3 separate regions of the Homo sapiens genome follow, and regions 1 and 3 are each linked to region 2. Evidence: chromatin loops called from intact Hi-C (ENCODE). Cell type or tissue: endothelial cell of umbilical vein. All regions are shown on one strand. Links, peaks and the distances in the headings refer to the core of each region. The heading gives the core; the rest is flanking DNA.

Region 1 (8,495 bases), core at 280-8,279, 260 kb before region 2:
CATTCTATTACAGCAGCTGCTTCCAGGTGATGCAGGTTTATGGTAGGGCCAGTGGATCCCATGTTTGGGTACCCACTGCCATGCCTCTTGGCCACAAATAGATCTCTTGATCTGAAGCAATCATAGGCAGGTTCCCATGTCCTGGGTGGTGGTGCCAGCAAGGATACTGTTGGCAGTGAAAGCAAACTTATATCTGATATAGACGTCAATTCCAGAAAAGCAAATCGCAACCTCTTCCAGGGTAAAGGAAATCTGGGGAAATCAACCTGTCACCGAGGTTCCATAATCTCATCCACAGCATCTGCCTTTTATTTTTATTTTAATTTTTTTTTTTTATTTTTTGGGGGGGACGGAGTTTTGCTCTTGTCGCCCAGGCTGGAGTGCAATGGAGCAATCTCGGCTCACCACAACCTCTGCTTCCTGGGTTCAAGCGATTCTCCTGCCTCAGCCTCCCGAGTAGCTGGGATTATAGGCACACACCACTGCGCCCAGCTAATTTTTGTATTTTTCGTAGAGATGGGGTTTTACCATGTTGGCCAGGCTGGTCTCGAACCCCTGACCTCAGGTGATCCACCCACCTTGGCCTCCCAAAGTGCTGGGATTACAGGCATGAGCTACCACGCCTGGACAGAATCTGCTTTTTAGAACCCTTCTGGTCCCAATGGTCTTAGCCTTGCTTCCCTCAAAAAGCAGAGCCTGAGACAACAGCTAGCAGGCAGTTTATTTTGGGCATGCTCCCAAGAAACAGTAGTGGGAGACTGGGAATAGTGTTAAAAAAAAAAAAAGGAGAGAGAGAGGCCACATAAAGGTGCATTATCCAGCTGATCACTACTGTGGGCCACTGAGTTTGACTCCACAGGGGACCACCTTGGGAGACATGTGTATGCAGCTAGAATTGCCTCCTGGAGGAATGAAAGGGGGTGGCATTTACTCACTAGATTTGTCCTCCATTGGCTGAGGGATTCATCGGGGGCTAACTCCCTCACATTTTCCATTTTGCAAAAGATGTCAGAATGACATCTCTTCACTCTCTAGAATCTCTAGAAACAGCCTCCTTGACCTATGCTGCCACGTTGTCACCAGCTCGAGGGAGGCAGGGATATGGGGAGGGGATGCCCTGTGGGCTGCAAAACTCTACAGAGGGGCTGGATAATGAGCGCACATGTGTCTTCAGTGGGGAGGAATTTAAAGTGATGTACTCAATATGACTGTCTCCATCATCCAAGGAAACACACACACACTTCACTGGGGACCCGTGTAGACACACTGTAGGCCGTCATTTTCCTTTCTCATCAGATAGCACATGCTCTTCTGAAAGATTATTTTCTATAAGCCACACAGTTGGAAGGAAACTCCACCCTTCATCCACAAAGACTGGTTTGGTCCTGGGATCCACCCTCCACCTCCTACTCAGTCCCTCCCACCCAACTCTTGCAGGTAATAGGTAACGCTGGTTTCTTACTATATCCAGGCAAATTCTTTAACAGCCTGGACTCCACAGCCACACTGCCTGGGATCTTTGCTGGTTCTGCCATTTGCCAGCTGGATGACCTTGGACAGGTTACCTAACCTCTCTGAGCCTCATTTCTTCATCTTTAACATGAGGATCATAGCAGTACTTCTTAGGATCTTTGCAAAGATACATTGAGATCACATATGAAGAAGCACTTTTCTCTGGTTCCTCGAAAATGCCAAGGGGCCCTCACCCCCAAGCCTTCATGCCCACTTTTCCTTTTGCTTGAATTGCTCTTCCCAGATCTCCTCATGGTGGACTTCCTCACTTCACTCAGGTGTCACCTCTCAAAGACGGCCAGCCTAAGAATTCTCTCTCCTCCAGCGCCCTAGCTCATTCACTCTTCTCTCATTCCCTGCTTTATTTTCCATGTAGCGCTTGCAGCTCCTGCATTCGTGTCCTTGTTTATTGTCTTTCTCACCCACCAGACGGCAAGACCCAGGAGGATGGAAACATCTGTCTCCACCACTGTATTCCCAGAGCTAAGAATAGTGTCTGTAAAGGCCCCAAATATATTTACTGGATGAATTTATAGAATAAATAAGTTCCATGGGGACTTCCCAGCAGGTCAGTTGGGTTGAGGGGATGAGGGGTTTGTCTTCCCTACTGGTGAGAAGTTGTCCAAGGGGCAACCATTAAACACACATACATACACACATACGTACATGCACACATATGCACACAGACCTGTTCCTAGGGACAAACATTAATTCTCAGAAAGTTTAAATCTACTTTCAAGGAAAGAGGACACTTCCTGGACTACAACAGAGTCTGCCTGCCTGCCCCTGGCAGAGTGAGCTTTTAGTGATTCTGTGAGGCAGTGGCCACTCCGGTCAGTCTAAAAAAACCAGCAGCCAGGCGTTGAGTGTATAAACATCAGGGCCCATTCCAGAACCATCAGCTTCTTGATGGCCATTCCTGAGCCACACTGGGTCTTGCAAGAATCTTTGAAATTGAAGCTGTCTGTTTGCTTATATGTCTGTGTGGTTTTCTCTGCTGCGGTCTGTGTGTGTTTTCCTTCTGCTGCACTCAGAGGAAAGTTGGGCCAGACTTTCCTTTAAATACGCAGTGTGGGGTAGGGGGCAGTGTGAAGGCAGCTGTTGTTCTCCTTTGCAAGTTCCCCACATGTCAGTTGCAGATATTTAAAAAGCACAGGAAGCATGCGTGTGTGTGCACGCGCACACACACATACACACACATACACACCAGTTTTTTTGGTGGGGAGTGGGGTAGGGGGACTTCTGGCGTATGCTTTTGAGTGGGCAGTATGCTCTTGAGTGCCAGGATTTTCTGAATCTCCACATTCCAGGCCTGACCATCTTCAGGAGACCTTCTCCATCTTTCAACCTCAGTTTGCTTCTTCCCAGACTCACAGTCTATGAAGGAGTAGCATCAAACCCAGCAGAAACAGCACATCTATCAAAGGAGGCTGTCACAGAATTTACTGGTTAGAAATTTCATTGAGCTCTAGTTTATAAACTAAGCTTTTTTTTTTTTTTTTTTTTTTTTTTTTTTTTGCAGGAATGCTCTGGGGGGACATATATATTTTAGAGGTTAAATTATATATATATATACATCAAATGTAACCTTTTAAAACACTATTAATGCAAAAACAGTAGTTTCCGTTCATTCTTTTGAAAATGGAATACTACTGTCAAGTCTTTTTTTTTTCTTTTTTGACATGAAGTCTCACTCTGTTGTCTAGACTGGAGTGCAGTGGTGCGATCTCAGCTCACTGCAACCTCTGCCTCCCAAGTTCAAGTGATTCTCCTGCCTCAGCCTCCTGAGTAGCTGAGATTACAGGCATGCACCACCACTCCCAGGTAATTTTTTTTTTTTTTTAAATAGAGACGAGGTTTCACCATGTTGGCCGTGCTGGTCTTGAACTCCTGACCTCAGGTGATCCGCCCGCCTCGGCCTCCCAAAATGCTGGGATTACAGGCGTGAGCCACTCCGCCTGGCCTCAAGTCTTTACGGTAGATTATGTTTCCACAATTTTCTGCAAATGTTTTCCGTTTTACGCAGGTAGTTAAAATTTAAACATATGCCGGTAAGGCTAATTTTAAGTGTTAGCCAGTAGATGGCAGTAAGTTTGAACTTGGTCTGGGAAATGGCTTTTCGGTAGTTTGATGTAACAGAGCACACAAGTCAGCCTGAGCATAGCATAGGCTTAAAGGTAAACAGCTTTCGACAAAAACGAACTGAAACGTGGCCACCAATTATGATCTTTGTAATGAGCATCTTTGTAAAGTCCGCTTGCACTTCTATACTTCATGGCATTTATTAAGAAATCTATACTGAAGGCCCACTTTGTGCCAGGAGGGGCGGTTGTAGCACACAGGATTGTTGCCATTATGAAAGTTACATTTTAGTACAATCACTTCATTTGTCATCCCAATACAAATGGTCTCTAAATGACCTTTCGAAGCAGGTGTATTGAGGTGCAAAGCGAAGTTGTTACAGAGAGGTTTTTAAAAACGTTCTTTATTGGCTCTCCCAACAATCCCATATGGGTATAGTCATCAAGAATGAAAAGCAGATCCTGTGGCTCACTAAAATGACTTCTGCATGAACTAAGAGAAGAAAGTTTAGTTTCCAGAAGGTTGGATCATCTCTTAGATATGAAAAAACAAACTTTTATGATTCCTTGAGCTCAGAGTTGATGAATCGGCACGGACAGGTCTGGATAATGTTTCAGAGGCTTGGAAGAATGTGTCCTCTTGTTCTTCTGTCTCTAGGGCTTGCTTATGGGGTGGATAATTCAGACAGGGGGATGCCTTCCACAGTCAGAATCCTGTTCTGCTGTGTTTTTCAGGTGCAGCAGGTGGTCCAGGAGGATTGCCAAGGACCAAAGGCACCTCTCCCAGGATGCTGTGATGCTGGTGGCCAAGCCAACCAGGCTCAGGTTCCCCTTGTGCGTGATGCTACTGGAACCTCCTAGCCCCAGCCGATTAGTCCAGCGTGGGCGTCTGATGGGGCAGCTTTCAATTCACTGGAAGCCCAGCTTGGAGTGGCAGGTGTCTGAAGAACAGCAGATGGATTGGCAGCAAAGTGTGGAGGCCCAGGCACCAAGCCCCAGGCGGGGAGAGGGTTGGGGTTCAAGTGAGTGTTCAGGACAGTACGAAGGACACGAGACCCTCGACTGCAGCAGGCTCAACCTACTCCAACTTTCTCCTTGATAAGAATCCCCTGGGGGAGGGCGGACACAATGGCTCACGCCTGTAATCCCAGCACTTTGGGAGGCCAAGGTGGGTGGATCATGAGGACAGGAGTTGGAGACCAGCCTGGCCAACATGGTGAAACCCTGTCTCTACTAAAAATACAAAAATTAGCTGGGTGTGGTAGTGCATGCCTGTAGTACCAGCTACTTGGGAGGCTGAAGCAGGAGAATGGCTTGAACCCTGGAGGCTGAGGTTGCAGTGAGCCAAGATCGTGCCACTGCACTGCAGCCTGGGTGACAGAGGGAGACTCCATCTCAAAAAAAAAAAAAAATCCCTTGGGAAAGGTGGTGGTGCTGACTACATATACAGATAACCAGGCCTTTCCCCCAGAAGTTCTGCTTTAGTGGTCTGGGGTGGAGCTTGACTTTCTTTATTTCTTTTTTTTAATTTATTTTTTTCCCTTCAAGACAGGGTGTTGCTCTGTTGCCCAGGCTGGAGAGCAGTGTCACTATCTTGGCTCACTGTAACCTCCACCTCCACCTCCCAGATTCAAGTGATTCTCCTGCCTCAGCCTCCTGAGTAGCTGGGATTACAGGCACACACCACCACACCCAGTTAATTTTTGTATTTTTAGTAGAGATGGGGTTTTGCCACGTTGCCCAGGCTGGTCTCGAACTCCTGGCCTCCTGTGATCTGCCTGCCTCGGCCTCCCGAAGTGCTGGGATGACAAGTGTGAGCCACTGCACCGGGCCTCTGAGTTTCTTTATTTCTAACATGATGGGGCTGGTCCTTGGACCATACTGAGTAATAGGGGCTTTGATTCCCTTTCAGCTCTCGATTCTACAACGATTCATGTCACTGAAATGACTCTGGTTTTCTATGTAGTAGGGAAAGAATGTTGGATGTCAACATTTCTGTAGGCATCTGTCTTGTGACTGCCTTGCTATTAACCCTTTACAAAAGCTATCTCATTTAATCCTCTCCACACTCAACCCTGTGATTGCCTTATTATCCCCATCATAGATACAATCAAAAGAGGATCAGAGAGCTTAAGTAATTTGCCTGAGTTGAACAGTAAACAGGTGAAGGAGGTGAAGGATTTGGGATTCGAACCAACGTCAGGCTGGCCTAATGCTCATTAATTACTTACTTATCTAATTACTTACTCTATACCGAATTATTTAAAAATCTGTAGGTTGTGTAGGGGGGCGGCTCATGCCTGTAATCCCAACACTTTGGGAGGCCAAGGTAGGAAGATTGCTTGAGGCCAAGAGTTCAAGCATCAACCTGGCCAATGTAGCAAGACGCCATCTCTATAAAAAAAAATCTATGAACTAAATGCTATAGCAGGCACTGGGGACATAAGATGAGCAGAATAGATGAGGCATTGGCCCTTGTGGAGCTACCAGCTTATCAGGAAACGTGGGTATTTAAATAAGAAATGCCACCACAGAGCGAAAACAGATCTGAAACCTTCCACTTATCACCGTGTCCATTGCTGCCGTCTGGTCCTTGTCTCCCTCATCTCTTGCCTAAAGGACTGCAATGATTTCCTCGCTTTCTGTTTTGTCTAGAATATTCTTCCCCAGCTCTTTATGAGGCTGGCCCATTCCTGCACTCCAACCTCACCTGCTCTGTGAGGCAGTGTGTGGGGTAGCGGGTGACAGCGTGACTCGTGGTGCCAATACCTGGGCCTGCCTTCCAGCTCTTCTGCTTTTCAGCTGTGTGAAGCAGGGCAGGTTACTTCACTTCTCTAGGTATCACTTTTCTCACCTGTAAAAGGGGCAGTAACAGCTTCTACTCCGTAGGGTCGCTGTGAGGATTAAGTGAGTTAATATACATGAAGTTCTTAGAATGGTGTGTGTCAAAGCGTAAGCAGCATAGAAACTTCTGTCACTGTTATTCCCTACCCACCCTGCCTACCTGTGGCACACCCTCTTCCATTCAAGTGTACCACACCACACTGTTACATTTTCTTCATAGTCCTTGTGATCAAACCACCTGTGTGTTTATTTGTGTGCTGTCTGTCTCTCCACCTCTAGAATCTAAACCAGGAGACCTGGGCATTGTCTTGTAACCCATGCATTTCCAGTTCCTGGAGCTGGGTCTGGTATATAGTAGGTTCTCAAGAACTATGTCCTACAGGAATGAATGAATAGACATGAGAAGTTGGGGTGCTATGGGAGAATGCAGTTGTGTTCTCTAGCTCAGGCCAGGCTGTCAGGGAATGGCTTCCTGATACAGTGCATGACATTGACTCAATTAGACACTGTCCCCCAACCCAAAAGCCACAGCTTCTGCCATTAAGTACAGATGATGGAAACAAATGTATGGACTTCGCTGGCCTCTGCTGACTTCTTCCTTGAGTAGTTTGAGCCTTCCTGGAAAATCTTTAAGAGACTTTAAGCTCAGAAGTCAAAACTTGAAGAACCTCTAGTTATTGAATGTTAAAGCCAACAGTCTGTCTTGGATCGTGTTGGTGTGTGTCATACCTTTGACATTATATTTAAACATGAGTTTTTATATTTAATAAACAGAAGGGCCCTGAGAGATTTCCTGGAACCTTCTGCTCACATTAATCATCTTCTTGAACACATACTGCCATTTGGACTGCGGATCTGGCCAAACTTTGAGGGAGGGGTGAAGAGGAAGAGAAGTCCTCATAAGCCCAGCTAGAATTGCCAACAGGCTTCAACTTTCCCTGAGCAAATGATAGAATGAAACAGATGCATGGCTTTTGCTAAGCCCTTCTTGCAGGATTTTGAGCCTTCCTGAAAAATGAGCTCTATGCTGGGGTCTGCCTCACTCTAGGCTGCTAGGAGTACGAAACCAGGATACCCTAGAAAATGTCCTCAGCTTGTAAATGTCGTTCTCATGAGACTGCTGATTTCTCAAATCCTAATAGCAAAGTCTTTCTTTTTGCAAAGAGACAAGACTTGAAAAACACATACGTTTGGGAGGAGAAAGTCTGTAACTGAAATTCAGTCTAAGAAGTGAAAGCTCAACCCCAGACTTTTAGGTTGAAAAGTTTTGGTAGGGAGAAGGCAGACGAGAAAGATAGGGAGACATGTAGAGAGAGGTGGTAGGAAATAAAGGACAGTGTATCAGTCAGCTACCACTACAGTAATGCTGTGTAACAAAAACATCCAGACTCAGTGACACACATTGAGCATTTATTTTTCCCTCATGTGGCCATTGGTCAACTTGGGTTCAAGCCTCATCTGTTTTAGGCTTGGCTCCAAGCTGCAGATAAGAACCTGATCTGGCCCTGGGTCTCTCTTGTCCTTCTTGGACCAGCTTCATACTGAGTGTTTCCACTCATGTCTCTTCAGTCCTAGGCTTAAAACTTGCCCACTGTCACTTCGGACCCCCATTCTTTTGGCCAAAGCAAGTCACACAGTGAATCCCAATATAGCTGGGAGAGGGAAGTGTATGCTTCCCATGGAGGTACTAGTGGTGATGTTTGCTGAGCAATAATTGAATCTTCCACAGGCAGCCTGCATATCAAAGGCCACCTTTACCAATCTCACAATGTATCTTGCATTGCATTCATCCCTTTTAGTTTCCTTGGGTCCTCACAGAATTAGGACATTGAACCTTAACTAAGGTCGAGGGTCTTTACATCATGTTGCCCCCACCACCCTGTCAATGCACTATAATTTTATTCTGCAAATAACTCCTCTCTCCTAAATGCTCCTCTATTTCCACTACTCACTTTGAACTCTAGGACACCAGGTCCCACTTACTCTACTTCCTTGGCCTAAAACGGTTCAGATTCCCTTTCCCTCTCTGGACCTTTATATTCTTCGTTTGAATACTGA
Region 2 (8,495 bases), core at 429-8,428:
AAGGACAATTCTAGCTGCAATACAGTTTAAATGAAACCCTCAGCCAATGCTGCAGAGAGTTCTAAAGATGGAATAAACTGTCAGACCCATCCTGAGCTGGGGACAAGCATTTCAGACCTTTTTCCCTTGCATCCTCTTCATCAGATATAGGCCATTTCAGGAAAAGGGTGTGACCTTGATATTTGAGCAAAATAGCTCTCTCCAGCAGAGGTAGTCCATGAAAAGAGCTGGCTGCTGAGGGCTATTTGCTACAGCACTACCAGCTGCTATAGTTAGTCCTTCATTCCTAGAGGAGGATCTCTGGGTGGTGTGTCATACATCTGCCACACACTGCTGCCATCTTAGTGAAAGCCACTGTCAATAGTCTCCTAACAAGTCTCCTGGAATGCTTTTGCACATATATCCGCATGCTAAGTTTCTCAACTCCTTTCAATCTTTGATTAGATATCACCTTCTCAAGGAAGCCTACACTGAACAGCCTCTTTAAAGTGTCACCCACTCTTTCTCTGTTCCCCTTTATCTTGTTTCCATAGCACTTGCTACCTAATACACTATATAATGTAATTATCTATCATATTTGCTATTTGTTACACACATTCTGCTCCATCATAATTAAACTCCATAAAAGAGGTGTTTTGTTTGTTTCCTTTTATGTATTCCAAACACAAGGAACAGTGCCTGGTGCATAGTAGGGGCAGAAGAAGAGAATTAGTGAACTGACTAAAAAATAATCTGAGGAAGTCATCCAGAATGGAACAGGGGGGATAAAAGTAAGTAAAAGGCATGGCAGGTTGAATACGTGTAGGTAAATCTTACAGCTTACAGGAGTCAGGTAGAAGTAAATAAAGAAAATGTGGGAGAGGCATCGTTCAATTAAAAATGCCCAAAGCAATTGACCAGACAGGTGGTCCAGTTTTTGGAATTTAAATAACTAAAGGCGTACATATTTAGTCATAAGTAAATTCACTCTAGTGTTGTTTGTAGTTGGGGAAAAGTGGAAATAATTAAATGTTCAACAACAGTACAGGTTAAATAAATTATTGTTCTTTCATACAGTGGAATATTCTGCAACATAAAAATGTGTAAGAAATATTTATCTTACAATAGTGAAAAGAAACTACATATAATCCTGTTTGGTTTGAAAAAATTATATGTATGAGTATGTTAAAAAGCAGTCTGAAAGGATATACCTCAAATTATTAAGACTGATGGGATTATGGCTGTTTCCCCTTTTGTTTATCATCTGTATTTCTTTATTTTTAAAATTAATCTTTTTTTTTTAAACAGAGATGAGGTTTCACCATGTTGATCAGGCTGGTTTTGAACTCCTGGGCTCAAGTGATCCTCCTGCCTTGGCCTCCCAAAGTGCTGGGATCATAGGCATGAGCTACCATGCCCAGCCAATACTCTGTATTTCTAAATTTGTCATTAACATGTACCACTTATGTAGTCATTTAAAATATAATGAAAACAAAGCAGTGGCAGTGGTTGATATGCATTCCACCAGTGAACCTGACTGATTCCCAATCTCCATTACCTATCCTTTTTTCCAAAGCTGTATCCCCTTTCTTGTGTCTTGGACACAAGGATTTTTCCTCTCCCTTCACTCTTGCTGCTAGTTCAGCCTGACTCTGTGCACCTGTTCTGCCTTTTCAGTCATCTTGAGTTCTTTTCTTGGTAATATTTTTAGAATCCCAGGTCTTCTAATACTGAGACCCAGATTTCCTGTCACTAATGGCCTTACTGGGTCTTGGACTGCTGCTCCCAAATTCCAGGCTGGTGTCCTCAATCTAGTACCTCCTAATGGACATCCTTGATCCTGACTTTCTACTGTGCCTATTTTCATCTCCACATAGAGTTGACATACTCTACCCTACTGGTCAGGACAGCTAGCTTCTACCCTTTATTAGGCAACCACTTGTTCTACTGCTGCTGCTGTCCTTTCTAAGTACCACGAGTTGCCTTCCCTCCCACCCTGACATGCCTAACTGCGTGATGCATCCCAGTATGAGTCAAGTTCATTTCCTGCACTTCCCAAATTGCTCTATGTCACAATAGTTACTCAGGGTCTTCTCCATACATTTTTCATCTGTTAAATTTCCCCCAGGTGCTTCTCTTGTCCAGATAGAAAACACAAGAGAAGAGTCAACTGTTAGTTAGCAGTTTGCATTTTCTGCTCTTCAAAGTTGAGGTAGCAAATGGTGAGAACTCTTTGGAAGAATTTGGCATCCCACTGTAATGCTTACCAAAGGTATACCGATAAAGGGCATTCTTCCCACCGCAAGGCACGGTACTTGAACTTGAAGGATGCCTCCTGAGTAGGAAATAATGAATTACCTGGTTTTATAATAGTGCTTAATTGCTATTTTTTTTCCAATGTTATATTCAGGTATTACTTTGTTTTTCCCGGGATACATCTGTGTTGAGTCACTTTGCATTCAACAGTGCCTCGCCACCAAAATCATACATAAGAGGTAAATTTTTAATAATTTTAAGGAAGTATTAAGACTTACATAATCATGCCAAGAATATTTGTTTTATTTTTGGAGATAGTGGTGTTGCCAAATTATTATAAATTACTTAAGATTTCTCTCAGATGACCGTAATTATCCTTTCATACCTCAAATCAGTGCCCAAGTAATTTATCACAAATCACGGGAAAGTGGTTCCCAGAAGCAGCATTTCAAGTTACTTTCTCTGTCTTCCCTGTGTGCTCTACCCTTTATTGTTGTTTTTATGTCATATCTGTTGACTTTTCTTTTTCTTTCTAAGTTTATAACACAGATTTGCTTTTTCTACTTTTTTTAACAATCTATACTTCTCTCAAAACGCTCCACCACACACAAAACTTTGATACAATTTATATGCTTTTAGCTCTCCAATGTCTAGTTTAGTTATTTTTCTCCTCTTTATCACCAGCTGCTTATAAAATATCAATATCCTGCCATCATCTGAAGATACAATTAACTTCAGCTGAATGCCCTTCCCAACTTTTCCTTTTTATTAAATGGTGAACACCCAACACTGAAAGCTCAGACTTCATTGTGTATGGTCATTCTGCCATTTCCATGAAGAAAGAAACTTTCTCCTGTATCTCTTATGTCTGAACTATCTGCCTGATTGCTCCACCTCCTACCCTAGGAGAGGCCACATAACCTTGTGCTGGATTTCAGCTACCCCTAACATAAGGTTTTCTTAGGTCCATTGCTTCTAAATTGAATTTATGGAAACCTTTTGTTTGTTTCTTTAAGTCTTCTGCTGAAAAACTGATTGTAAACTGAATTATCTACTGAGCTCACCTCTAAACTCAGCCAGGATTTTAAGGCCTTTGACCAGTTGATACTGTCCTAACCTAACTAACTTTGCTTCCCTGATTATTCCACAATACCCCATATTCGTTCTAGCCTCCCTATAGTCCCTGCATGTGGAAGGCTTCCCACTTTCCAACCTTAAAAATCATAGGTCCTTGAAGAACTAGCCAGTACCTCACCATGTCCACCAACCCATCATCTATTTCTCTCTCCTCTGAACTTCTAAACACTTAAAGTCTGTGCTAGAAAAGTTAGCAAATATACCCTAATGTTTCATGGTTTAGTCTGGACTATAAACCACATGGTTGAGAGAACATATATATGTTTGCCTCTCAGCATCTAGCCCAGTAATCAATTTTATCTACTTACCTACCTACCTATTCATTATTCCATTCTCTTCTTGCTCACAAGATCAATCCTTTTTGTTTCCACCCTAACCTGAACTGCTCACACTTCTTATTCTTCATTTCGTCTCTGTCACCACCCCTAACAAGAATAAAAAGAACTTTTTTTAACTAAAAATATTACTCTTAGCCCAGTATAAAAATACAAGTGACTTTTCAATAAACTCAAAAGTGTTAGAAAAACTGTCAAAGTAAAAGCTATTTAAAGATATTCAGTGGAAGGTGGAAAAAACTGAGAACTTTTAAGAGTTTTAAAGGAAAGATACTTTTTAAAACTCTCTTAAATATTTGACTATTGTGAATATACTTTACTTTTCTGGGACAACTCTGATTTCAAATATTCAGCCCCATTCTGAAATCATGTGAACTGTTTTGGTATTCAGAAAATATGACCACCATACAGCTAGTCATTTAATTTTTAACTTTCAGCACATTCCATAAAAGTGTACACACAGTATTACAAAGCTTAAGACTTGCTTTAATGAATAGATTAGACTTATTTGTAATTAGCAAAACAATTTTATGCATAATAAATAGATACTTCTCTTCTTAAGTGCCTAAGGAACTTGAAAGCGTTTGTTCTTTTGGTTGTTTTGTGTCGCTTCTGTTGTACTTATGTTCGTGTTACTTTAATTGATGAAAGGGTTTGCTAATACCAAAAGATTGGCTGGTACATTTTTAAGTTAATTTCATATCATGAAATGACATATCAGTTTATAGTAGTTTTTAAAATTCCGTTGTTAGTACATTCACAAAATAAGTTGATTTTTAAAGATTTATTTACTTAATCATATTGAAATCCTCTATGGTTTTCTCTTATAGGAAAACTAGGACTGGAAGAATATGCTGTCTTTTACCCACCAAATGGTAAGAGTAATGCTATTGCTTCCTCTAGTGGGAAGTGAAAAAATTACAACTTTTATAATCAAAATGTGACTTTCTTATTCTCTTTAATGGATAATCATTTATTATCTAAAATAAACCTTCCATAGAATGTATAATTTAATGAAATCCTCCACATTTGTGGTAGGTTTGTGCTAAATTATGCATACTCTCTCTGATTCTCCCTGGGACCAACAGTAAACCTGTGAGAAAGCTGAGTATGCTTAGATCTAAGTCCAAGGCACTTCATTTTCCTGTGAAGAACACTAGCTAATCCAATGCAGACCTTCCTTTTGGGTTTTTTGGAGCTGGGCTTTACTCAATTGAGTGGATTATCTTGTATTGCACCTTATTGTTCTCATAATTTGACCAATGTAGTATTTATGAAACAAAAATATTATTAAAAGGTATCACTGAAATCACCTATTTTGATGTTATAAAGTGATCAAATATATAATGACCTCATTAGACATTAAATATTCTTTTGAGATAACTAGACAGGTTTTAAGATATGCTTCTTGGAAAAGCAATATATAGCAGTCCTTATGATAATATTAAGTTGCATCCTGAAGAAGTTCTTTTACTCCAGCAGAGTTAAGAACATGGGTTTTGTAATCCAGCAGACTTGGGTTCAGATCCCAATTCTTCCAGCTTATCCTATGACCTTAAGTAAGTTACATGACTTCTCTGAACTTCAGGTTCATCATCTGTACCATGTGGATAATAGATTACATGAGATATGGTATATAAAACCACAAAGTGCCTGACATGTAGTGAGTGCTCAGAAGATGTAGCTGTTATGAGTGTGTTTAACTTTACTGATCACTATATCTAAAACTCATACGTGGCTTTGGCTTTCATGGCGCTGTTCTCTCCCTGTGTCTCTCAATATGGAATCTCAGTTTCATGGGCCATCTACCTCTGTCCCTCTTTTAATATCTCACTCTTGTTCTGCTGCTCTTCTCTTTTCTTACTTTTATCTAGGGGCTGCCATTTGCTTTTATGATTCTATCTATTGTTAATTACTCTAAAATATATCCAGTTCGTACCTCTCCCATAACTACCTAAAGCTTAATATGTCCCAGCCTGAACTCACTGTTTTATCTTCTTATGCCCACCCCCAAAAGAAAAAAGAAGAAACTAAATTAAAAAACAAAAAACAAAAACCCACCTATTTCTCTCTCAGTTAATTGAATTGTCATCTTCCTAGTAACTCAAGGCCATCCTAGATTTCTCTCCACCTTGTCCCCAACTCATCTAATAAGTCGCGAGGACCTTCCAATTTTATCTTCCAAATACGTCTGGAACCCTCTCTTCCACACCATCCCCGCTGCCTTGTCTCCTTTCAGTTCTTACTATCTCTAGCTTGTTAATTGCAACAACCATCTAACTGGTCCCTCTTCCCACAGTCTTTTCTAGTTTTGCTGTCTTTTACACTGCTCATTTGAGTTATACATCTAAAGTGAAAATCTGCAAATTGCCATTTTTCTCAAAGTGTTCTTAATGGCTTCCCATCTCTTAACAAGTGATATTCAAGCTTCTCAGCATGACATATGAGGACCTCTTGAGTCTGATCCCTATAGTCTACCTCCTAGCTTCATTTTCCACTATTTCCCATCTCATTTTTAATTATAGCAATATCAAACTATTTATTATTTATACCCACAGCTACATACTCTCACGAAAGCACTATGCTGCTTCCTGTCTCATCACTTCTCATGTTTCCATGCTTAGAATAGCCCATCTAACCTTTCTTCACCTGGCTGTCATCAAGCTCAGTTTAGGCATGATCCTCTTTCAGGAAGCTTTCCCTGAATCCCCAGGTTAGGCTAAGGGCCCTTCCTCTAGACTCCCATAGTACCTGGTCTAAACTCTTTGGTATCTCTAGCTATGTTATCTTGATATTGTTTGTTTATACTTTATCTCCTCCTCTTAATTGCAAGCTTCTTGTAGTTCAGAGCCATATCATTCATTTTTGTTGCCTCAGTATCTAGCATGTAATAGGACTGTAATGAGTATTTATTTGAACTCAATTAGAGGTTTGTTAATTTTAACTTTATATATTACCATTGTTACATCTATTATCCCAGAAACTTACTTTTATAGTAACTTTTTATATTTTATCTAAGAAGCAAGAAACAATAACAAAATACCTCTGAATAGCCAAAAGAGTTGTCCATGGACTCAAGTTCTTCTCTCCATCCATAGAAGTGTTTTTTCAACTTAGTTTAGAATATATTAGCTTTTACTTAACACACATGTCTAACAAATTGGTTAACTCTTTTTTATGCCTCCTACAAAAATAGAAGCATGGAAAAGGCTGATATAGATATGAAAAAATAGCAACAACAGTGAGAAGTAAAAAGGAGACTTCACAAAGGAAAATACAGGAGCTATAAAACAGCGTATTAGACCACTCCAGCAAATCAGTCTGGGGCCATTTTATGTAAAAGCTAGTAACACTGTGCCCTTTAAGAAGGTATCACTAAGTTGCAGCATATTATAATTTAGCATCTTTATAATGAGCTCAAGACACCAAAAAAAATCTCGCTATAGTAATAATTGTAACAGTATAGTTATAGCAGCAGCAGCAAACATTTTCCAAGCAGTACTATATCCCAGGCAATGTGTTAAGTATATGACATATATTAATTCATTTAGTCCTTACAAGAACCTATGAGGAAGGTACTAATATTATCCCTATTTACAGATAAAGAAACTGAGGCATAGAGTGTTAACCTGCCCAACAGGTGAGTGACAAAGCCAAGCTTTGAATCCAAGCTGTCTGGCTTCAGAAGCAACATTCTTATCAGGATGCCCTACTGCCTCAGAAGATGTTGCTGAGCTCATTATAGTGAATTTGGGAAGAAAGGAAAGTAGTTAATGTAATAAAAAGGTAGAGGATGTATGTGATAGGTTCTAGAAAGATTTTCATCCAGAATGAAAACTGTTTAATCCTTAATGAGATAAGCCCACAGCTGTTCATAAATTTAGTTCTACAGAATCATTTCTCCTCTCAGGTTGTTTTAGAACTTGCCAGAATCAAGGAGGACACTTTTCTCTGGGCAATGATTCTGAAGTTTCAGAACAAGAAGAGACAAAGACCAGTCAATCTACTCTCCCCCGCTTTTTTTTTTAACTCAAGGCAATACTTAGCAGCATTTTTATATTACCCACCCTGTTTTGAACCTCTGCCAAAGATATTATTACTTTGAAATCTTGACACCTCTGTCACTACTACCACCAAAACTGTTGTGGCTTTCTTGGTCTCAGGGGACCACACATAGAGGTTAGCCTGCAGCTCACTGACACACTCTCATTCCCTGACCAGGCCAGTGCTTACAGGGTGGCAGAGGTTTTCTCACCACTACCCCCAACATGCCTGTGATTACCTTCCCTGGGAGGGAAATGACAGGCTATGGTGGCATCAGACATTTTGTTCTCTCACTTCATTTGAAGAATCACCAATGGACAGATTTCCTCTAGTAGATTCCCCAAACAGCTAGTGAGCAAAATTTCTGAACTAAGGGAGACTTCTCAGAAGAATTTTATAAGCTTTTTATATTTTTTGTTGTTATTCAACACATATAAATTGTCTTTATTCATTTGATAAATATTTATTTAGCCTAGGTCACTGTTGTAGGAGGGTGATCCACAGTAAATGATACAAACAAAGTACCTGCTGCCAAGGAGCTTACCTTCTAGTAAGGGGAACATAAAATCAGTCAATCATCAGTCAATCAACAAAGGATGAATGAATGAAAGTAATTTCAAAGAATGATGAACTTAACAATGAAAGGGAGCAGAAATTGTAGGAAGTTGGGATGGGCATAGCCATTTTAGATCAAGTAGTCAGGAAAGGTGCCTCTGAGGAGGTGGAATATGAACAGAGACAGAC
Region 3 (8,495 bases), core at 240-8,239, 390 kb before region 2:
AATGTCTAGCTGCTACTATCTCTCAGACTCTTATCCTGCCCACAGTTCTGTATGCCTCTTAGGCCTGGCACAACATCATGGTGTTGCTTATGCCTCATTAGACCTGCTGCTTAAGGGAATTAAATGATACCCTAATGGTCTAAAAAGGGTAATGTATTTCCGAACATGTCATATTTACTGTAGGAGGTTGGGGAAGGCGTCACAGGCACTGTAAGTGGTAGTAATTACCTATCCGTATAGATATTTGTGTAATTTTGTTGTGTTGAGACAATGCATAATGGTAAGTTTGAGAGCTTTTCAGTCATATTGGTGAAGTTTACGGCAATCTTGGGAATATTTATACTATTTTAAGTTTACAAAAAATAAAATATAGAAAACACATTTTTTTAATGCATTCTGAGTTGCAAAAGCCTTGCAATGAAAACTGCATCTATTTGATGTGAAGCAGAATACACTAGAGAATCAAGTTGACCCTGGAGGTTTTTTTTTTTTTTTTTTTTTTTTGTATTCAGTAGTCTTAGCCTAAGAGCTAATGATTATCTGTGCATTGTTAATGAGATGATAATCAGAGTTGTAAGTGATAAGAGTAGTTTCTCATAAAAAGTTTACATAACAGGAGAAAAAATATTTAATGTTGGGCGCAGTAGTAGCTCAGGCCTGTAATCCCAGCACTTTGGGAGGCTGAGGTAGGAGGATGGCCTGAGCCCAGGAGTTTGAGGCTGCAACGAATGGTGATCATGCCACTGTACTCCAGCCTGGGTGACAGAGAAAGACCCTGTCTCAAAAAAAAAGTTTTTCACTCTATAAAACTTTTTTATAAGTATGATATTGTGTTATAGAAGTACAGTATTGCTTTATGAAATATAAATGTAATATTGTAGTTTTTTTAAAATAATGTGAACAGTCTATTATGGACATAGCTTAATTTCCTCCAGTACAAACTAGCTTTAGACTGGTTTGCATAAATAGAACAAAGGTATATGTTCCCTTTTGGAAAACTGCAGATCTGCAAAGATTGTGCCTGATTTTGCCAGCATGTTTTTTCACATCTTTTTTTTTTTTTAATTTGATAACATTTTTCATGCAAAAAATTACCTAGATCTGTACAAAGCTCCTAATCCATACACCATTTGGAGTAAGCAGAAACACTGGGGTCCTAAGACATGTAGGAGGGGTGTTAAGGAAAATGTTAATAGTATAACCATGCTTTAGTGGCTCTCCTTTTAGTATTGTTTTAATAACAATATATTTATTAAATAAGCAGTTGAACACTTATTAGGTATAAGACACTCTTTGTGCTGGTCCTATAAAGATGGCTAAGAAATGGTTTGGTGAAGCTCATGACTTGGTAGAGTGTACACAGGTAATTATTGTGTAAGGGAGATTATGGTAAGTGCTGTAACCGATATTTAGTGTTGGTGGGAACACAGATGTAAATGATTATCTTCATTTGGAGTTCATAGAAAAGGTGAGAGTTGATAGGGAGTGATGGGAAATTAAGCTGGAAAAGTAATTGGGAGCCTCTTGGAAGACCTTGAGTGCTAACCTGATTATTTGGTTTTTTGGCTGGTTGGTGTTTTTTAGAGACAGTCTCATTGCTCTGTTGCTCAGCCTGGAATACAGTGGCAAAGTCGTACTTCACTGCAGCCTCAACCTCCTGGGCTCAAGGGATCCTCCTGCCTCACCCTCCCCAGTTGCTAGGACTATAGGTGTGTGCCACCAAACCCAGGTGTGCGCCAGCAACCCCAGCTAATTTAAAACATTTTTTTTGTACAGACAGCCTTGCTATGTTTTCCAGGCTGGTCCAGAGCTCCCGGGCTCAAGTGATCCTTCTGCCTTGGTCTCCCAATGTGGTGTGATTATGGATGGCCTAAGGTGATTATTTGAATATTAATCAGGGATACAGAGGACAAGGGTAAGGTATTGAGGTTTTTGTTTGTTTGTTTGTTTTGACGGAGTTTTGCTCTGTTGCCCAGGCTGGAGTGCAATGGTGCGATCTTGGCTCACCGCAACATATGCCTCCCGGGTTCAAATGATTCTCCTGCTTCAGCCTCCCGAGTAGTTGGGGTTACAGGCATGCGCCACCACTTTCAGCTAATTTTGTATTTTCAGTAGAGACGGGGTTTCTCCATGTTGGTGAGACTGGTCTCGAACTCCTGACCTCAGGTGATCCACCCGCCTCAGACTCCCAAAGTGCTAGGATTACAGGCATGAGCCACCGTTCCTGGCGGCATTGAGGGTTTTAAGATGAGGTAGGGCTGGATGTAAACAGTGTAAAATAGATTGGAATTGGTGGACACCATAAGAGAAATATAATCAAAATCTGATTTTGGTGGTGGGCCTAGGAATGAATAGGCCAAGAAGCTCTTTTTGAGGCAGGGTGATGTAGGGAACTTGGGAATAATTGTACTGTAAGTCACTAAAATAAGTTTGTGGCTATGAGCATTTCACTTAAGCTAGGTCTTTTCCTTTGTCTAAAAAATGGAAGAAAATAATACCTCATGGTATTGATGTGAGGATTAATAAGAGATAGAAAATGCCTACTGGGCCGGCTGGGCGCGGTGGCTCACGCTTGTAATCCCAGCACTTTGGGAGGCCGAGGCGGGCGGATCACGAGGTCAGGAAATCGAGACCATCCTGGCTAACACGGTGAAACCCTGTCTCTACTAAAAATACAAAAAATTAGCTGGGCGTGTTGGCAGGCGCCTGTAGTCACAGCTACTTGGGAGGCTGAGGCAGGAGAATGGCATGAACCCGGGAGGCGGAGCGTGCAGTGAGCCGAGATCACGCCACTGCACTCCAGCCTGGGCGACAGAGTGAGACTCTGTCTCCAAAAAAAAAAAAAGAAAATGCCTAGCTTGGTTCTGGTAATAGTAGGTGCTCAATAAATAGGTTCTCCTTACCCCTTTTCTGAAGTGTGGAATTTAAAGGGTAAGATGGGAGTGGGGTACACCCCCTTCAGAAGGGAGGGTAGGAAAAAACCTGAAATTAAAACCTGGTGATAAAATAATCAGAAAAGGGAAAGTTCTGAGTAAGGTGAACAGATACAAGAGAACCTTTTTAACAAAGTGTTGTGCTTATTGTAGGTCTTTAATAAATGCTGGATGCTTATTTTTGCATACTTCTGTTACACTTAACATTGTTCTGCAATTATATAAATTTATCTGTAATTGATTGTTTAATCTGTCAGTGAGCTTCATAAGAAAAGGAGCAATTATTTTACTTACCTTGCACAATTGTGGAGCACCTACCATCTGCCAGAATGTTATTTGCTGGATGAATATGGCTTGAGCAGATTTGGTAATATATAACACTTGCCACTAGGTGGCTCTTGGTCTTGATAAAGCTGACATTCAGCATAGATAGGTTTTTCTACCTAGAAACCCACGTAGAAACTGACCCCCGGATTATATTCACTTTTTTGCCTTTTCTGTACCTATATTTTTTGAAGTGGAATATGAAACACATATCATATAGAAAACTCATTTAGACTGTTGAAAATTAGAAAAGTGTAATGCCTTTAGAATATGTCCTGTAGAAAGAAGCAGAATGGAAGCTCAATGAAATTCACAAGTGAACAAAGCACATTTCCCCATCTCTCAATGTGCTTAAAGTGAGGCATGATGGTTTGATTTTAGGCATTGTTTTTTGTTGTTATGACTGCGTAAATTGCTTTAAAGGAAGATATTGTGAGGATTTGTTTCTCAGAGGATTTGATGAACGATGATGAAGCGTGGTGTGTACTGATGCTAGGCTATGATTCTGTGTGCTCTTATTTGTATTGTACTCTTCCTATTGAGAAGTAACATACCATCTAATGGTAACTTACATAACATAGAAAGGTAACTACATCCTGTGTGACACGTGTGATATATATTATTAAATCCATTAGATTCAGGAAATTTTAGAGCCAGAGAAGACCTTACTAATCATATATTCTAAAAGTACCCATTCATTTACACAGACAGGTTAGATAATGGCTGAGACACATTCAGTGACTGAGCTAGTTCCTGGTTTGTTTTAGGGGGAGGGGAAGGCCTGTGTTAGTCTTTTGTTTTTGAAACAGGGTTTGCTGTCACGTAGGCTAGAATGCAGTGGTGCTGTCATGGCTCACTGCAGCCTCAATCTCCCGAGCTCGTAATCATCCCACTTGAGCTTCCTGAGTAGTTGGGACTAGGTGCACGCCACCATGCCTAGCTGGGTTTTGTAGAGACGGAGTTTTCCATGTTGCCCAGGCTGATCTTAAACTTCTGGGCTTAAGGGATCTGCCGGCCTCAGCCTTCCAAAGTGCTGGGATTACAAGTGTGAACCCCTGTACCCAACGTTATGTTTTTTTTTTTCCCATACCTTTCTATTTATCTCACTCAGCTGCCTTTTAATGTTACATGCATTTTTAAAAAATAGCCCTTTTTCTCATATGTGCAGACTTAGAGCAAGACTGTAAATCCCTCAGCACCCAAGCCTTGATGGGTAGAGTGCGGCGGCCAGTGTTGCTTCATTAAATGGTCAGCTCGGAGCCTGCCTGCTCTTTCCTCGTTTGCTGTGTTCCTGTTTTTGGTGCTGCTTATGATCTTTGTCTTGTATTTCTAACTGACCAGGTGGCCTCTTCAGGAACATAGTTGTCCTCCTCACTGCACACCTCCTTATCCACTCTGCTTCAGTTGCTCCTACTCGAGAACTGGCTGGACGCAGTTACCTCTGGCTTACTCCAGTCTCTGCCTCTTTTCTCTCTAGCTTCTTGGTTATGCCACCTGCAATAAATTGCAGCTGGCTGTTTCCACAGCCTCTGGAAGGGAAGATGGAAGGACAGAGGAGAGTGAAAAGAAAGAAGGCTGTCATACAGAGAAGAGAGGCTACAACTTGAAATTTTATACTGAAAGATGATCTGGTTTATGAACATGATGATGATGTGTGTAGTGAATTTTTTCTAGTGTATATGCCAAGGCAATATTATTCTCTTGACTATGGGATTCATTAAGTCTGTTGTATCTGTCATCCATGCTTATCCACATGTCAAGGAAGTGAATTAATTTCAGCATTCCCAAGATAGAAGTGATAGTATATGGTAATTTACTTACAGCTTATAATAATGAGTGTCATTATTTGATTAAATGGATATTACTAATTAATGGGAGTTGCCATGTCACTATTGTAATGTTAAAAAAAAAAAGACCTTTCAGAGGTTATTTCATAATTATTGGTAAGTAAGCCATTCTTTGTCCTGGCCTTCCTCCCATGTATTCAATGTGATATGTACACTTTGCACACAGGATTTACTGACATGTCATTTACTTAAACAGCAGTTTCTTAGGTACCCTAAGTCCTGGAAATTGTCAGTTGCTTAAATAATTAAATACAAATAAATCAGCTGTCCACCTAAGCTACCATATACATTTTTGTTTAAATTCTAATGTAATTTAAAAGGCATTTATTTAATTTTTAGCTTGTTTTCATAGTTATTTCAGGGAAATGACCATCTTGATATGGAAATTTTTCTTAGAAATTAATTGATTTCACATCTGTATAAAATAATCATCTTGATTATTTTTCTTGTTGGAAAAGTAATGTTTGTTATAAGAAATTCAGAAGTTATTTATTTACTTCTTGAGACAGGGTCTCGCTTTGCTACCCAGACTGGAGTGCAGTGGTGCCATCATATCCCACTGAAGCCTGAAACTCCTGGACTCAATCCTTCCATGTCAGCCTCCCAGGTAGCTAGGGCTACAGACACTCGCCACCAGTCTTGGCTAATTTTTGTATTTTTTGTAGAGACGGAGTCTCTCACTGTGATGCCCAGGCTGGTTTCAAACTGCTGGTCTCTGGTGATCCTCCCACTTTGGCCTCCCAAAGCACTGGGATTACCAGCATGAGCCACCATGCCTGGCCTCAAAAGTTACTTAAGTATATTGTGTAAAGTGAGCCACTATAGTCTTATACCAGGAAATAATCACTGTTAACAATTGGGAGTACCTTTGACCCTTGAACAACACAGATTTGAACTGAGTGGGTCCACTTATATGTGGATTTTTTTCCTCCAAACTTGGATGGAAAATACAGTATTCATGGGATGCAAGAATAGTGTATATGGAGAGCTGACTGCCGGTCTTGAGTATGTGTGGATTTTGATGTATGGGAGGATCCTGCAAGCAATCCCCTGCGGATACCAAGGAACAACGATATATTTCTTAATTTAAAGAAATGGAAACGCTGACATTCGATTCTATTTTAAAAATTTCAGTAGTTTTGCAAACATAATATTAAAGGTGCCAGGGAGCTAACACTTTGTTGAATATCTACTCAGTCCTCAACTACAATGTGAGGGAAGTGGTATCTCTATCTATTAGATTACTTTAAATGAATTTCCAGGAAATAAACTTATTTTTAAAGTTACACTTGATTAGACTAGTCTTTGGGCTCAAAGTTTCTCTGAAGTAGCGTAATGTATCTTTAGGTAAAAATTTTGTATTTCATTTTTAAAAAGTTTTTTAAATTAAAAAAAATTTTTTTTTTGAGATGGACGTCTCACTCTGTTACCCAGGCAGACTTGGAAATTTTGGGCTCAAGCATTCTTCCTGCCTCATCCTCCTGAGTACCTGAGATTACAGGCATGCATCATTGTGCCTGGCTTAATTTTATTTATTTCTTGGGATAGGATCTTACTGTGTCACCCAGGCTGGAATACAGTGGCAAAATCACAGCTCACTGTAGCCTCGACCTCCCAGGCTCAAGTGATCCTCCTGCCTCAGCCTGCCAAGTAGCTGGGACTACAGGCTTGCACTACCATGCCTGCCTAATTTTTATTTTTATTGTAGAGACAGGGTCTCCAACACCTGGGCTCAAGCGATCCTTCTGCCTTGGCCTCCCAAAGTGCTGGAATTATAGTTGTGAGCCACTGTACATGGCTCGGACATAATTTTTAAAATAATTTTGTCAGGGCATCCCTGGGATGTTGTTCTATCAGTTAATCCAACTTTTCTGCCTTTTCTTTTTTTTTTTTTGATGGAGTCTCGCTCCGTCGCCCAGGCTGGAGCGCAGTGATGCTATCCTGGCTCACTGCAACCTCTGCCTCCCAGGTTCAAGCAGTTCTTCTGCCTCAGCCTCCCGAGTAGCTGGGATTATAGGCGCCCACCACAATGCCCAGCTAATTTTTGTATTTTTAGTAGAGGTGGAGTTTCACCACGTTGGCCAGGTTGGTTTCGAACTCCTGACCTCAAGTTGATCTGCCTGCCTTGGCCTTCCAAGGTGCTGGGATTACAGGAATGAGTCACCATGCCTGGCCCAACTTTTCTGCTTTGTATTTTCTTTTTTTTTTTCTAATATTCCTTTTTTGCCTACAGACCAATTTTTAGGTTTTTAAATTCTGTATACATCCTGTGTGGCCTTGGGCAAGTTACTTAATTGCATTGCAACTTAAGTTTTCCCTTTTGTACAAAGGAGAGCATACATGAGAATTCTTCTGAGGATCAAACGTGTGTATGCAAAGGGGCTGCAAGACTAGGCCTGGTCTATAAGGATTGCTTAACGTCCGTTTCCTTTCTTAACTCAAGCTACTGCCATGCCTTTTATTCATCTCTTGACTTGGTCTTGTTTTTATTTTCCCTTATGCTTACATATTAAAACCTGATTTTCACCCCAGGCCATCAGTAAATAACCTCCTTTTACCAGACCCCCAAACCTCATTTCAGTCATCAGCCTATTTCATTTTTCTGCATCTTGTGTTTTGTTTTGTTATGTTATGTCTTTATTCTTGACTAACAAGCTACTATCTCCACTTCTTGATTATTCCATCTTCTCTTTGCTACTTCTCTTCCAATCTTAAGTATTGTGATTTGCAGTTTTTGTCTTCCTCTTGCTGTATTCTTTGACTTTATGTCTGTGTCATTAGTGTGGATGTTTAGATTCGCATTTTAAAAATTCCTACTGGTTGTTCTGCAGGCTCATTAAACTTGCCTTTTCCAAAACAACTTGTTCTTTTTACCACCTGTATCTGTGATACCATCCTATAAAATAGACTTGATATCTGTTATAGTGCTGTTGTCCATCTGGCTGCCACAGGTAAACGTTAACTTCAGTAACTTCCTTATTTCCTCCCACTATCAGTTTTTCTTATTTTCTTATTATTATTATTATTGTTTTCGAGATGAAGTTTTGCTCTGTCACCCAGGCTGGAGTGCAGTGGCGTGATCTCGGCTCACTGGAACCTCCGCCTCCTGGGTTCAAGTGATTCTCCTGCCTCAGCCTCCTGAGTAGCTGGGACTACAGGCGTGTACCACCACGCCCGGCTGATTTTTTGTATTTTAGTAGAGACAGGGTTTCACCATGTTGGCCAGGATGGTCTCGATCTCCTGACCTCGTGATCCACCCGCCTTGGCCTCCCAAAGTGCTGGGATTACAGGCATGAGCCACCGTGCCCGGCCTGCATCCATTATTTCTTATCAGATATTCTGCGTTCTCTTCTTTTTGCTCGCTGCCATTGCCTTACTCTCCAGGCTGCT

Evidence for each region. A loop is a pair of places that touch in the nucleus more often than their neighbours do. Peaks named below come from ENCODE experiments on the same cell type or tissue, not always from the same donor. Only the 100,000 strongest peaks of a DNase experiment are listed, where the experiment ranks them.
Region 1: it touches region 2 in a loop (14-fold over the local background); 69 of 110 quality-filtered maps call a loop at or near these places.
Region 3: it touches region 2 in a loop (9-fold over the local background); 19 of 110 quality-filtered maps call a loop at or near these places.

Annotation. Positions count from the first base shown.
Region 1 is chr4:26,455,789-26,464,283 of GRCh38, forward strand. No RefSeq gene overlaps it. Among named protein-coding and RNA genes, the nearest start is that of CCKAR, 30 kb to the right of the region's middle. In endothelial cell of umbilical vein, for the core only: a CTCF peak has its summit at 3,552 (motif pointing right); a DNase peak (open chromatin) is centred at 3,613; H3K27me3 peaks cover 802 bases.
Region 2 is chr4:26,715,544-26,724,038 of GRCh38, forward strand. TBC1D19 (TBC1 domain family member 19) reads left to right here. Exons shown (of 21, transcript NM_018317.4): 14 at 2,390-2,474; 15 at 4,538-4,582. Among named protein-coding and RNA genes, the nearest start is that of TBC1D19, 140 kb to the left of the region's middle. In endothelial cell of umbilical vein, for the core only: no CTCF peak of the experiment used is centred there; a DNase peak (open chromatin) is centred at 4,588.
Region 3 is chr4:26,327,063-26,335,557 of GRCh38, forward strand. All of the region lies in intron 1 of RBPJ (recombination signal binding protein for immunoglobulin kappa J region), which reads left to right. Among named protein-coding and RNA genes, the nearest start is that of RBPJ, 10 kb to the left of the region's middle. RefSeq lists an enhancer at 3,885-4,179. In endothelial cell of umbilical vein, for the core only: a CTCF peak has its summit at 3,333 (motif pointing right); a DNase peak (open chromatin) is centred at 3,309.